Linked DNA regions of Homo sapiens: regions 1 and 2 are each linked to region 3. The links are chromatin contacts, found by Hi-C in ENCODE. All regions are on one chromosome and are shown on one strand. The core of a region is the stretch at or near the end of the contact, and the rest is flanking DNA. Distances in the headings are between cores, read along the strand shown. Region 1 holds the start of RALGAPA1 (Ral GTPase activating protein catalytic subunit alpha 1). Region 2 holds the start of MBIP (MAP3K12 binding inhibitory protein 1). Region 3 holds the start of G2E3 (G2/M-phase specific E3 ubiquitin protein ligase).

The links. Hi-C counts contacts between places; a loop is a spot of excess contacts on that map. Pooled maps may share reads with other maps.
Region 1: a pooled map shows a loop between it and region 3 (6-fold over the local background). The contact joins the promoter of RALGAPA1 here to the promoter of G2E3 in region 3. A Hi-C loop is called at or near these places in 3 of 50 pooled maps.
Region 2: a loop to region 3 is called in a pooled map, with 11 times the contacts of the local background. The contact joins the promoter of MBIP here to the promoter of G2E3 in region 3. A Hi-C loop is called at or near these places in 7 of 50 pooled maps.

Annotation. Positions count from the first base shown.
Region 1 is chr14:35,806,129-35,810,849 of GRCh38, reverse strand. RALGAPA1 (Ral GTPase activating protein catalytic subunit alpha 1) reads left to right here and starts at 1,555. Exons shown (of 42, transcript NM_001346249.2): 1 at 1,555-2,120. The coding sequence starts at 2,015. RefSeq lists enhancers at 1,409-1,508, 1,345-1,905 and a silencer at 1,589-1,828.
Region 2 is chr14:36,318,033-36,322,389 of GRCh38, reverse strand. It overlaps MBIP (MAP3K12 binding inhibitory protein 1), which reads left to right and starts at 1,753. Exons shown (of 9, transcript NM_016586.3): 1 at 1,753-1,930. The coding sequence starts at 1,802. RefSeq lists enhancers at 1,355-1,404, 1,805-2,064.
Region 3 is chr14:30,556,977-30,561,345 of GRCh38, reverse strand. It overlaps G2E3 (G2/M-phase specific E3 ubiquitin protein ligase), which reads right to left and starts at 2,188. Exons shown (of 15, transcript NM_017769.5): 1 at 2,074-2,188. It overlaps G2E3-AS1 (G2E3 antisense RNA 1), which reads left to right. Exons shown (of 4, transcript NR_151720.1): 3 at 511-609. RefSeq lists an enhancer at 2,333-2,522.

The DNA of each region.
Region 1 (4,721 bases), core at 306-2,805, 5.3 Mb before region 3:
ACTACATGCCAAGGGCCCGAGAGCAAGTAAGTCCTTGCAAGTGAAAAACAGAATGTCTAATTTAGGTCTATGTAATTCTAAAGATCATGCTTGAAAACATTGTATTATTGCCTAAATTTCACGAAACTGTGAGGGACAGACCTTATTTTGATTTTATTAATAAGAAAACTGATGCTGAGAGGAACTAGAACTAAAATCTCTTGAACAATCCCCTTATTTTTCTATTATGTTATAAGCTTCCTCAAAACATGTATGGCTTGTAAGTTTGATGATACAAACAAACCCTACATGTAGAAACTGAATAAATTTTTTGTACTTTAAAAAATATAGGATTGTTGTTGAAACAAACTACCATTAAGCAAAGCACTATATTTTAACATAATTTTGGCAAATGTCTTACATCTCTCTTCTTTGCTGATTTTGTTATTTTTCTATGTTAATCACATATTTCATTGGACAAGTCTATTGCTATGGGTGAGAACATAGAAGGAAACAGTTCAAACAAGCAAACTCACTCTTTATCAAATTATTTTGTGGAGGAAATGTTCCTGGCCAGGCGCAGTGGCCTCACGCCTGTAATCCCAGCAGTTTGGTAGGCTGAGGCGGGCGGATCACTTGAGTCTAGGAGTTTTAGACCAGTTTGGGCAAAATGGCGAAACCCCGTCTCTACAAAAAACACAAAAATTAGCTGGATGTGGTGGCGCGCACCTGTGGTCCCAGCTACTCGGTAGGCTGAGGTGGGAGCATCACCTGAGCCTGGGAGTTCGAGGCTTCAGTGAGCTGAGATCACACCACTGCACTTCTGCCTGGGACACAGAGACCCTGTCTGGAAAGAAAAGGAAAAAGGAAAAAAAAAAAAAGGGTTCCAATAAAAATTTCAATTTATGTCATTCAGAATTTCACGGATTTTTTTCAGCTATTGCAGATTCTTCAGATGACTCCATCAATGTAATAAGAACCTTGAATTCTTCTTTGCAGAGGAAAAACTGACAATATATTCATCTTTATGTGGGGTGCAGATGGGGAAAAGATTTTTAAAAGCACAATAGAAAAGGAAAGCAAGATTACTTTTATTTAAAAAACCTAGATACCTCTGCTTAAGCCTTTCTGTTGTCAAGTTGTTTGCAGCAAAAAACAGGGATATTGCAAATAGAAAAAATATGAAAGAAATCACATACATAGTGCAGGAAATATTATTAGTAATAGATTTAGGACAGAATAAATTGCCCAACTGTAACTTCGTTTATCTTTCTGCTAGAGGATCTGGTGGCCACAACAACTTATGCACATTTTCAAAGATAAATCATGGACATATTTAATAAAGATTACTTCTCTTTGCTTATTACTATCATTTGGCTTACAATGGAGCACGCAGTAACTACCTTCCTTGCCTTTCTTGAGATTCTCCTTTGGCTGCTTACACAGGAAACCAAGGCGGGGAGTGCCACGGGTGATCTCATGCTGGCATGACGTCAAGAACTCTTGACGTCAGAAGGCGGTTGCCACGGACACCGTTCGCCACCGACGGCAGAGTCGTGAAACCCCATCACTACCACACTCGTCTCCGTTTCGGCCTCTGCAGGGTGTAAGCTGCTAAAGAAGCTTCAACCTTAAGGGGGCCTCAGGGAGAGAGTTGTGCTCCTGCCGCCGAGAGCTCCACCTTCGTGGCTCTGGGTCCGGGGCCCCGGCCTGTGGCGGCGAGCGGCGGCCGCTGGAGACGAGCGGCGGCGGCAGGCGGCCAGCCCGGGTCTGCCTCGCTCCGTGCAGGGCCGGGAGAGGGATCCGCCATATTGGAGCTGGGGCCGAAGGTGCCTTGGAGCCGCGGCGCGAGGCGGGTGGAGGTGGCGGCCCTGGCCTGGATCGGGAAGGAGTCGGCTCTGCCCTGGCCCGCAAGGCTGGGGAGCTAATGAGCCTCTCTGGCTAGTCTCCTCCCCGTCCACTCCCTCCACTTTCTGCCGCCGGGACCCGGCTGGGAGCCGGCTGTGGCAGTGGCAGTGGCAGTGGCAGCGACAGGATGTTCTCCAAGAAGCCGCACGGGGACGTGAAGAAGTCCACCCAGAAGGTGCTAGACACCAAGAAGGACGCACTGACTCGCCTCAAGCACCTGCGCATCGTCATCGGTGAGGAGCGAGGGGTGGCAGCGCCGAGGCCTGGGTTGCCCGGCCTTCCCTCTCCTGGGAGCCCCTGCGGACTCTCTCTCGGGACCTGGCGCGGTGCAGGAGAGGGCAAATCGTAGCCTCTGCGGAGACGCGGGAGGGTGAATAATTCGGAGAAGCGAAAACTTGGCAGTTGGCAGCACTGATTACTGTTAACACAGTAATCTAATTTTGAGTTAATAGTCTGAACTTATTTTTTAAAATTGGTATTACTCTAAAAACTTAGATCTTTAAGACTTTGTGGGGAGACCTGGCGTTGTGGATAATGGTGTTTATAGGATATGTTTGCCAGATGACTACTGCCAACCCCACCCAAGTAAAAAGAAAAATAAAATCCTCTCTCAGACAATATAAACCTTAATCTTTCAAGTTTCTTGGCAGATGAAGACAAGGAGGTAGCAGTTACACCTCTTTGGGAAGTGGGCGGTTCCCAAAAAGCTGTGGGAAGGAGCCCCGCCCTTTTGTTAATGCACCTTGTTCATCACTAGTCATTTAGAGGGAGAACTATTATAGGTAGTTTAACTCATCCTTTGCTTCTCGAGAATTGTATATAATTCTATTTTTAATTAAAAATATTTTTTTTATCGTCTGCCCTTAAGTTCTGTTTTGCTGGTAGACCAAACAGTGCTCTAAGTTTTGAATATAATGTTAATCGACTCTTTTGAATACTTAGTCATTTGGTAGGCTGATAAAGGCTGTAATAATACTTATGGAACATCTGGTCCAGTAGTTGGATTTTTTAGATGAAGACATTTGAGATGAAAAGGAAAATTATTTCGCCTGTGTTGATACTTAGAGTTAATGGTGGAACTGGCTGAAGAAGATGCATTCATCCAGATGCCTGAATCCTAGTTCAGAGTTTATCTCGAGCTGTCCTCCTGATGCGTATTTGTTTTGGAAAGTGATGTTTATTTAGTGAAAAAAGTAAGTCCCTTATTTGAGGTACATGTTTCTCTAGTCTATTGTTTACTCATACCACCAGGATACCACCAATATTACCCAACATTTCTATGATGCTTTACTGTTTACAGTGATTTCACGTAAATTATGATAATCCTTGCAATAACTCTATAGGTAGATGATATTATTCTCCATTTTTTACCAACAAAAAAGCTGAAGTTTGGGAACATCGAGTAGTCAGCCAGCTACCAGGAGGCTGAGTCAGAATTGGAACCCAGATTTTGTGTCTCTAGTTTGTTTTTTTACTCTTTCTACATTTATGACAGCTAATCTTTGTCACAAGTAAATTGTATTTATTCCAGTGGAGTAGTAAGAAAGCAGTTAATCCAGTTTAGCGCTATAAAAAGCTCAGTTTTCAAGAAAATGTAAAGCTTCTAAATATAGTGGAGATTGTGATCTTTTTGTTTTCATTCTTCTTGAGAGTTAAGCCATTGAAATAAAGATTTAGCCGAGAATAGGACACAGTAAGTTAATGTGTGAATGCAGGCGAGGGATTCACAGGTAATGGCAGTTTGAAATTGAACACTTAATGGAGCTTGACACCTACTTGGGATAAGCTGTAGGTTAGGTAATGACACAGCTATAAAGTTGAGTTCCAATAAAGTATCGAGATTTCCTAAATTAAAGGCCATACTTTATTTATAGACTGGTTAAGGAATTATTTATATATACTTTTTTGGCATAGAGTTTTTTTCCATCTGGCAGACATGGAAAATTAAAAGGTAAATTAAGAGAGAGGTCACACATATAAGGCATTTTGTAGGACTTAGCTTGCTTGGTTTGAAAACAAAACAAAACAAAAACAAGTCTTTTATTGTTGTCGTTATTTTGTTTGAAATACAGTTAATGTAATTTCTAAGAAAATGAATGAGAGAAAGTAGAATGACAAAAACTAGTGTCTTTTAGAGGTCTGCCAATCAGGTATTTGATTTTGCAGATGGAAAATCCTTTCTGGAAGTAGGTGCGGGCTTTAAATAAGGTAAACACAATGAGGAAACTAGTTTGCAGAGTAATTGGGCATTGCCAGTTACACAGGCTTTTGATTTTTGTTTGGTCCCATAGTTCATAGTTCATATGGGACCAAACAGAACTGCCATTCACTCAGGGTACTTATGGGAGGATTCAGTGCATCTATATGTATGAGAACATAATCATAATTTAAACATCCGCTGTAAACTTTTTTCCTGGCATGTGTTCCCACTGTAGGACAATCCAAGTTAAATTTATAGAACTTGACTCTGAAGATTTAGATTTAAATCTGGTATGTTTATTGATACTGTTGCATAATTGATTTGTAAAAACTAGAAGTCAGGGTTTTCTTAAAACAGAAAAAAAAGCCTTGTCTGATTTCTAAAGCTGTTATCCTTTCTACCTACCCCCTCCCCCCCATTTTACAACTAATGGTAATGATATTATAAATTAGCACATGTAAATTGGCTAACATAATGCTTGGCATATAGTGGGTATTGACTTAGTGTTAGTTTTGTTCTACTTTACAGCTAACAGTTCAGTCCTCTTGATATAAAAATAAAAAGTGCTTATTTAGCTAAAAATATTTATTGTTAAATAATTCTGACAGCTTTATTGAGGTATAATTGGCACACA
Region 2 (4,357 bases), core at 504-3,003, 5.8 Mb before region 3:
CACTTGTGGTACTGGCACTCAAAAAGTTTCAAATTTTGGATCATTTTGGATTTTGAATTTTCAGATTAGGAATGCTCAACCTGTACCTAAGTAAAGAATACTAAGATACAAGTGCAGGTCTGGATATCAAATCACAGAATTACATGGAGAAGCAATACACAGATCAAATGGCCATCAGTTAATTCTGTATTAGAGGCTCAAAAGAACAAGTAAAACTTGAAAATTCAAAATCAATGATGGCAAAGAAAGGAATAGCAGCACCTTGTTAAAGACAACATTTTTTAAATATACAAAGCATATTCCCAAATGTGTTGCATATCAGTGTTCTCCATATTTGAAAAAATATGAAACACCTCAATGAAAACAAATGATCTGAAACTGATTGCTAATTTGGTACAAAACAAAAACTTACAGTTACCCCATTACCATGCTTGAATAAGAAGGTTGCTCAATTTGAGACTGGACATTGTGAAGTATTTTTCTGCCTGTAGAAATAGGCTGGAATGTCAGTTGTATATCTTGCTGCCAACAAGGGAACAGAAAAGATTTCCCAAGATTCTGTCAAGCCTGGTGATCCCATTTGTCTTTGGAAATGAAAGCCTAATTAAGAGACTCCCTAGGGACAGGTCAAAGGAGTTTTTATCCCCATCGTCCTTATCTTAGTTCCTTGATGCATTAGTCCTTCCCTTTAATTTAGTCTACCCTAAAACTAAAGAATACACATTGTGCAAGTTTCCACCTTTGCTTTCTCTACTGTAAATGCATTAGACTATTAACAGAATTACGAGTTTTAAATCCCACCTTCCTTATCTCTAAGCTGATGTTGATTTCTTAAAGTGTTTTTGAATAAAGCTTAACACTAAAAATTATTGTAATACTTTAATTGGATAACACTTTTTAAAAATATCGGAGTCTGACTAAAAGATTACAAAACCCCACAAACATCGTTATAATAAAGCTATTATGATAAATAATACTTTGTAAAATTTGAATTCGGTTTTATGTCCTAATTTCAAAGATTGTGGTTGCATGATATTATTTATCCAGGTTAAATTCCTGTTGGAATTATATTGACAGTGTTTCATTTCTTTGAAACAATTTTAGGGTTAAGCGTCTCTACAGTTAAAACAGAGAATATCAACTGTAGTCCCAGTTACTCAGGAGGCTGAGGCAGGAGAACCGCTTGAACCTGGGAGGCGGAGGTTGCAGTGAGCCGAGGTAGTGCCACTGCACTCCAGTCTGGGCGACAGAGTGAGACTCTGTCTCCAAAACAACAACAACAAACTTGAAGAGATGAAAATGTTCTATCCAATCATGATAATTCCGTGTGAGTTTTCCAATGTTTAGAAACACGTGTGGGCACCACTCCATCCCTGACCAGCAAGCTTCCTCCAGACCCACTCCACACCGCCATGTTAAAATGTCAACTTTTACTTTTTGGACTCAAACTACAAAATTTAACTATGTCTCCTCTTACCAAGATTCACAATGAACACCTAGGAGTCAAGGTAGGCTTCATAACGCTAAAGAGACCACGACTCTAATGACCACCCCAAACACAGCATTCCAGCCTAGCTGTGGTCTGCAATTACCCACTTCAGAGCCTCGGCGCAATGTCACAGCTGCAACTGATTGGTGTAACGTGCTTGTCATTCACATAGAGAGGGTGGGGCCTCAAAGCCCGATCTAAACCAGACTCCGTGTCTTACGTCATCGCCAAGCGACTAAAGCTGGAAGGGAGGGGGCGGGGTTGTGAGCAAATCTTGGTGGTGGTGGTGGTGGGGCGGCCTGAGAAGATATCATGGCTGCTGCCACGGAGCTTAATCGCCCGAGCAGCGGTGACAGGAACCTGGAGCGAAGATGCAGACCCAACCTCTCCCGAGAGGTGCTCTACGAAATCTTTCGCTCCCTACACACCCTGGTTGGACAGGTGAGAGGTGGCCTGAGGGACTGGGAATATGGAAACCATCCGGTCCCTCCTCGCCATTCTTTTTCTCTAGCAGAGGCCGGGGGCAGCTAGGCCTGCAGAGGTGTGGGATGCGGTCCCGAAGCCGAGGTGTGGAAGGAGCCCGGGCCCAGCCTCCTCGGTCGGAGTGAGGAGGACGGCGGTACCGGTTGCAGAGTCGTTTACCTTGCAGCTGTCCTCCCCAAGAGTGGGTGAGGTTGGCCTAAGTGAAAACCCGGCTCCGAGAGAGGCAGGCTTGGAGAGAATGAATGTGGAAAAGCTTCACTGCGAGTTTAGGAGGCGCTTAGCGTTCAGGGTCCTTTTTCCTCCAACTTACTCTTTATGGGAATTGGTTGGTCAGTAGGCCTGAGATTTATAGAAAAGCGCGCGCTTATTAGCTTTTTTTGGTGGGGGAGGGAGTAATTTGTTCTTATGAGTTACTTGGTTTTGTTTATTTCTTTTTTCCTTCGGGCTGTTTTGCGCATCTATAATCCTTTCAAATGGGGAGAAAAGTAAAAGGAATTCATTTAAAATACTTCTAGCGTAAAATGCTGTTGGCGTTAGAACTGTCGTTATTTAACTATTAACTAGTTTAACTGGCTGATAAATCGCTTTTGCAGAAATGTCATAGTAAAATTGGTTTTAAATTGAAATGGGCTTCTTCGATCAAGTCACTGTTTCGTTTCATGGTGTAAAATTCAAGTTTTAAATGAGAAACAATTTAAAAGTATGCTTGTTTACCTGCCTTTTAAAAGGAAATATTTTCTATCTTACATAGACCATTTTCTAGCCGTAAAAGTTTGTTTTGGGGCTGGTACTAGCGCAAGTGGACAAAGCAGGCATTTGTGTCAAAGATAATGGTAAATTCCTATGAAAATAGAACATTTGTCTGATTTGTGAAAATTATTTTTAAAGCCTTGAGTAGATGGAGAATCAGTCTTTTAAGAAGTTACTATTTTTAAAAATCGTAGTATGTTGTGTCTTACAAAGAACATTACTGTAAGTTAAACGGTTTTATGAAATGACGCAGTTATTAATGGAGTCTGCTTAAAGATATAACTTTTAAATTCAGTTGTTTGCCAAGTACTTACCAAAAACATTTTTTAAAGACTTGGGGTGTTTTGTTATTAACATTCCATTCTTAAGACCCAAGACGTTTAAATGGTTTAAAAGTTAGAGAACTTTTTATGGCGACGTTGGAACTTAAGTTTATTTATTTTATAATGTCAAGATGAAAAAAGTTTATTCTCACCTGTTAACAGAAGATGGAATATTTTTAAAAAATACTGAGCAATGATTTAAACATTTCTTTTGAAATATTTTGCATACTGAATTTTTCAAACTCATTAGAAAATTTTAAACATTCAAGTACTGTACAAGTAAAGAAGTGATTACAATTTACTTATGTCACCTGTCAAAAATGTTCACAGTAAATATTTGGTTACTTTACCATGACACAGTGAAGGGACCTCCTATACAAGTGTCAAAAATATGATTGTTTCATCAATTAAATACAAACTGTTTTCATAATACTCTATATTTTGAGAAGTGTTAAGAGTGAAAATTAGAGTTCCATACTTATAAAATTGCCCCCAGAGAAATCAGTATTTTCTTTTGCAACCACTTTAAAGGATATTTAGAATGTATGTTGTAACATGCCTAACTTCATCCTGTGTCATCCCTAAGTATCGTTGTATTATTAGATCTCCTCAGTAGGAAACATAAAACTGAATGTTAAAAATAATTTTTTACTTAAGATCACAAAATTTACTAATTTTAACCTTTTTGCTTGCCTCTGGATGGTCCATCTTACCAAGCTAAACAATTATTTATTTTTAGCTTGGATTTTTGTATTAATTTAGTAAAGTTTTTACTGAAAATATATATTTAAATAGTCTATATTAATAGCAGACTAATAGAGATTTTCGAGTGAGTGGTTTACTCTTCCAAGTTCTGTAGGGCAAAATGCATAGAGTTCATATTACTAATAATGAATTTGTTGAATGAATAGTTAGATGTATTAGGACAGTTTTAAAATTAATTTGTGACATTATGTGGTTTTCTTAAAAGACTAATTATTCTTAATTGCACTTGAAGCTTATGTAATTCTGCTGAATTGAAATGAGAATATGAACCAAACATTAAGACTTATTTTTCTATAAGTTATTTTCTCTAGAAAATGTGATACTTTGCTTTGGTTGAGGATTTGCCTGCTTTATCCCCAAGCTGTATTCTTAAGTTTTCTATAATCAACTATAGATCTCCTTGAAGACTATGAAAGTACATTAATGGGTTACTTCCATACATAATACAGGTTGTTGTCTAACAAAATCTTTATAGGAATTAAAGTAATATAAATTAATGCATTAACTTTAATGTACAATCTTAATATATTCTAATCTTTGCCAGTGC
Region 3 (4,369 bases), core at 939-3,438:
TATTACTTTTTTAAAAAAGCATAAACTTTTGAGTTAAATCTAATTTCCGACTTCAGTTCCAACGTGTTACTAGTTGTGTGAGAACAAATTACCGAGCCCCTCTTAGCCTGTTTTCTTATTTGAAGATAGTAACTACCTCAGCGATATTGTAAAGATTAATGAGAGAATGTATGTGATGCGGTTTTTACAGTTTAGTAACTCAATGTAATTGGAGACTTATGTATCATTTGCTATGTGGCACACACTATTTTAAGGTCTTTGTATATATTAACTCATTCAATCCTCACAATAATCCTACAAAGTAGGTAACCTCATCATACGGTAGAGGGAAATGAAGCAGAGAGGTTAAACAGCTTGCCCAGGGTCACCTAGCTATCAAGTGGTGGAGATGGGCTTCAAACCAAGGCAATCTGGCCCCAGTTCCATGTCTTTAATCAACACATTATAATGCCTTTCTAGGAAAGATCAAATCAGTGTTTTGAAAACTCACAGTATTTTCTAACCTTTCAGTTAAATATGCAGACTGTTCAATGCCATCCTCCAGACCTACTGATTCAGAATCTGAGATCTGAAGTGCAGGAATCAGCATTGTTGAACAAATCCTTCAAGGTAGTGTATACACAATAAATTCTGAAACTCACTGATTTAAGAAAGAGCAAAAATCCAATGAAAATAATTCAGGTAGAAAAAAATAAAGAGATTAGGATATAGCGATCAATTTTTAAAAATTACCATTTGTTGACAGCACATATGAAATGAGCAGAAAGGCTTAGAGAAGTATAGCCAATGTCTCTGTTACAAAGACACTATATGAAAAATGCTCATATTTTAACTATCCTAAACACCGAGTATTTAAGTCTATTCTTCCTGGCTAACACTTAAAAGTTCAATAGCAGGAAGAATGGGGGTGCTGGAATAGCCAGCACTGGATGAAGGAATGTTTTTATTCTGATTATTATGAAGTCCTACTTTTAAAAATATATTTATACATTTAAATGGTACAATATCCTGGTGTTAAAACCTTAAAAGGAACTTAAAATATCTTTTCGTATTAAGCTACACAAAACTGACGATTTTTAATAAAGATGTAAAACTTGTACACATTTAAAGTTCCCATTTATAGTTTACATTTATGGCACACTTTTAAACCATTCCAGAAGGCATGACTTTACTACTGGGTTAGACAGAGTTCCATATTTCAGATAGTTCATCATTAAAAATTAAAAAAAAAAAAGCCCAAAACAATAAAACCCAAAGAAACAGATGCTCAAAGCATTAGTGGATTACTTCCAAAAAGACTCCATAATAACCCAGTTGGCCAATGAATGAGGGAGGCGAAAAGGCAGGGCGGTGGAACTAAACCTTATCCCTATTGTTTGCAAACTAAGACCCTAGTTAATCACCACCGCTGTTACCACAGCCGGTTTAAATAGGAGTCTCGGATTTTTGCGGTACATGAAAAATGTCAACCGTGAAAGAAAAATATCCGGGTTTTAAATACAAAGGACACTCGAATTTCAGTTTAAATCCCACTCAGGCATTTCAAAGACTGTCACTTCCCTGCAGTCCAGAGTTAATCAAGGTTGCCCGGGTATCTCTCTCAGGAGGAACGCGGAGCCACGTAGAGCATCTTTTCATTCTAAACCCGCCCCAACCTTCCATCTTTCATTAAAAGAGATTTGTTTAAACGTGGCAACGCCTTCACAGTGAGATTTAACTACTGTTAAAATTTCAGCATTCGAGCCGAATTGGTGGAAATAATAAACTACGGGTTTAAAAAAAGCCACGGAGGATGCGTATAAACAAGGTTTACTCGCGGGGGACCGGCAGGGCCTCCGAATCCTCAACACTGAGAGCTGGCTGGCGTGCGCAACCGTCGAGAGCGCTGGTCCAGCAAACGCCCCCAGTGCCCCGAATTCCCTTAGTCTCCAGGCCGGGCCCCAGCACCAGACGTCCCCAAAAGCACTGCGAGGCCCCGGCTGCGACGTCCGGCCTCCTGACACCCTCTCCCACCCCACGGTCCTGCTTCTCTCTCTGGAACGTTCTGCGTCTTCCCGTTCCCCATTTACTCACCAAGGAGAGCTGGGCAGAAGTTCCAGAGCCTCAGTGCCACTTTTCCCGGCCCGCTGTACGTCGGGGCACGCCGACCGCGAGCAGCCACATTCAACGGCCCACAGGATTCAAATTCGTCCACTTCCGCTCGCAAACCCGGAAAGAGCGGTCGGCCCCGCCCTCGAGGGGTGGGACCCGCGGAGGCGCTGGCTGTGGGGAAGGGCCCGTGTGCTCCCGCCCTTCTGGCGCTCCTGCGCTGCTGCTCGGTGCTAACCTGGCTGTGTCGCCTTCGCTTGTTTGTTTTGTCGGGTCTCTCTCCCTATTTAGGAGCTCAGAAAAACTCCGGGCGCGGGGTCATTGTTTCCGCCTATTTGCTCTTGAGGGGATCCTCTTTTTTCCAAAATGGACAGAGATGTGCTGAAGTTTCGTCACCTTCGAGGAATGGGGCGAATGAAAGCACGAACGGAGGCAGGAGGGTTTTATCTTTCCCTTCATCCTCGAGGAAACAGCAGCAGCAGCAAGAAGGAAAAAAACAAACCCTCCAAGTACTTAGTGCAGCCTTTCCTGGGCCTCTCAGTCCTATCCCGGCACAGTCAGGGCTTTTAATTTATTTCTGTCCTGGGTTTAGGGAAAACAAAAAGCCAAGTTCACCCGTATTCAGCCAAAAGTTGAAAATAAGTGGTCGGACCAATTCCTGGTCTCAAATAAACTATTTGATGGTGTTAGAAGGCAATAAATTTTATTTCCCCCCTCAGATAAGGGCTCACTTTACGAGATTATTAAGTATTGTCCCGTGAGATTATTGAAACAACAGTATCTTTTCCTTTATCGAGGACCACAGTATGTCTTTGATCCAAAACGTCTTAAGCTTCTGAAGAGACATCTGGGAGCTTCCAGAAACTAAAGGAAGGACTGGAAATGCTAGGGGGTGAGGGGCGCTAAATAACTCTGACCTTTATGGCTGTGATTGATGTTGCCACCAGATCATCCTCACATCTAATAACATTGAATTACCTAAACGGATCAGTACAAACCAAACCATGACAGCATACCTTTAGCCTTTGTCAAAAATACAGTTTGAGGGCCGGGCGCGGTGGCTCACGCCTGTAATCCCAGCACTTTGGTAGGCCGAGGCGGGTGGATCACGAGGTCAGGAGATCGAGACCATCCTGGCTAACATGGTGAAACCCCGTCTCTACTAAATGTACAAAAAATTAGCTGGGCGTGATGGCAGGCGCCTGTAGTCCCAGCTACTCGGGAGGCTGAGGCAGGAGAATGGTGTGAACCCGGGAGACGGAGCTTGCAGTGAGCAGAAATTGCGCCACTGCACTCCAGCCTGGGCGACAGAGCGAGGCTCTGTCTCAAAAAAAAAAAAAAAAAAAAAAAAAAAATACAGTTTGAAAGGTTTACTAGATTTCTGAGAACCTATGCTACAGGTAATCTGACACAGGGGGTGTGTAAAGCTATTAACTGATGTACTGTTTTTAACAGTGGAAGATAGAAAATAATCTGTGTCTACAAATAAGGAAGGGGTTAAATACATGTAAGTTATGATACTTTAGCATCTGATATACTGACGCTGCGGGCACTAAAAGTAATGAAGTAGATCAGCGGGTACTGAAATGAAATACTGAAAAAGTTTAAGAAGGACTGTAGTATCCTTGTTTGAAAGTATGTGTGTGTATATGGTATACAAAGTTTTGGGATGGATACCTAAGCTGTAAACATCTCTGGGAGCGGGCTGGTAAATAAGAGTAGGAAGAGATGGAGAACTTTTACCTTTCACTTTATCACCAGTTGAATTTTTAAGATAATAAACTTTTTTTTTAATTTTGCAATTTTGTTCTTTAAGGAAGATTGCTAGAAATTGAATACATTCTAGATACAAAATCAGGTTTAATGAGCGTATAAATTTCTAATGTTTGGATAGTCTATGTCCATTCATTCATTCAACAGTTCTTTCTACAATTACATATAATGATTTGACCACACATTTTGTCATTCATGATATAGTGTATTATTTTATGTTTACATATCTAATATGACCCCGTTAAATATATTGCTCCTTGAAGTTTCTTGAAGGCAGAAACTATGTTATATATTTTCCTATGTCTTTCATAATTCTTGGCACCTTCCCACCATTCTTATCCTTCACAGGAATTAAATTCTCAAGTTGACCTGTATACAAAAGTTAAAAATGCCCTGGAAAAGCCACCCAAAAGATTATATATATATATATGATTTTCTTTATACAACTCTATGAGCAAGGTTTTGTGTTTTTTTTTTTTTTTTTCAGTTTGTCCCCTGAGTTCTCCTT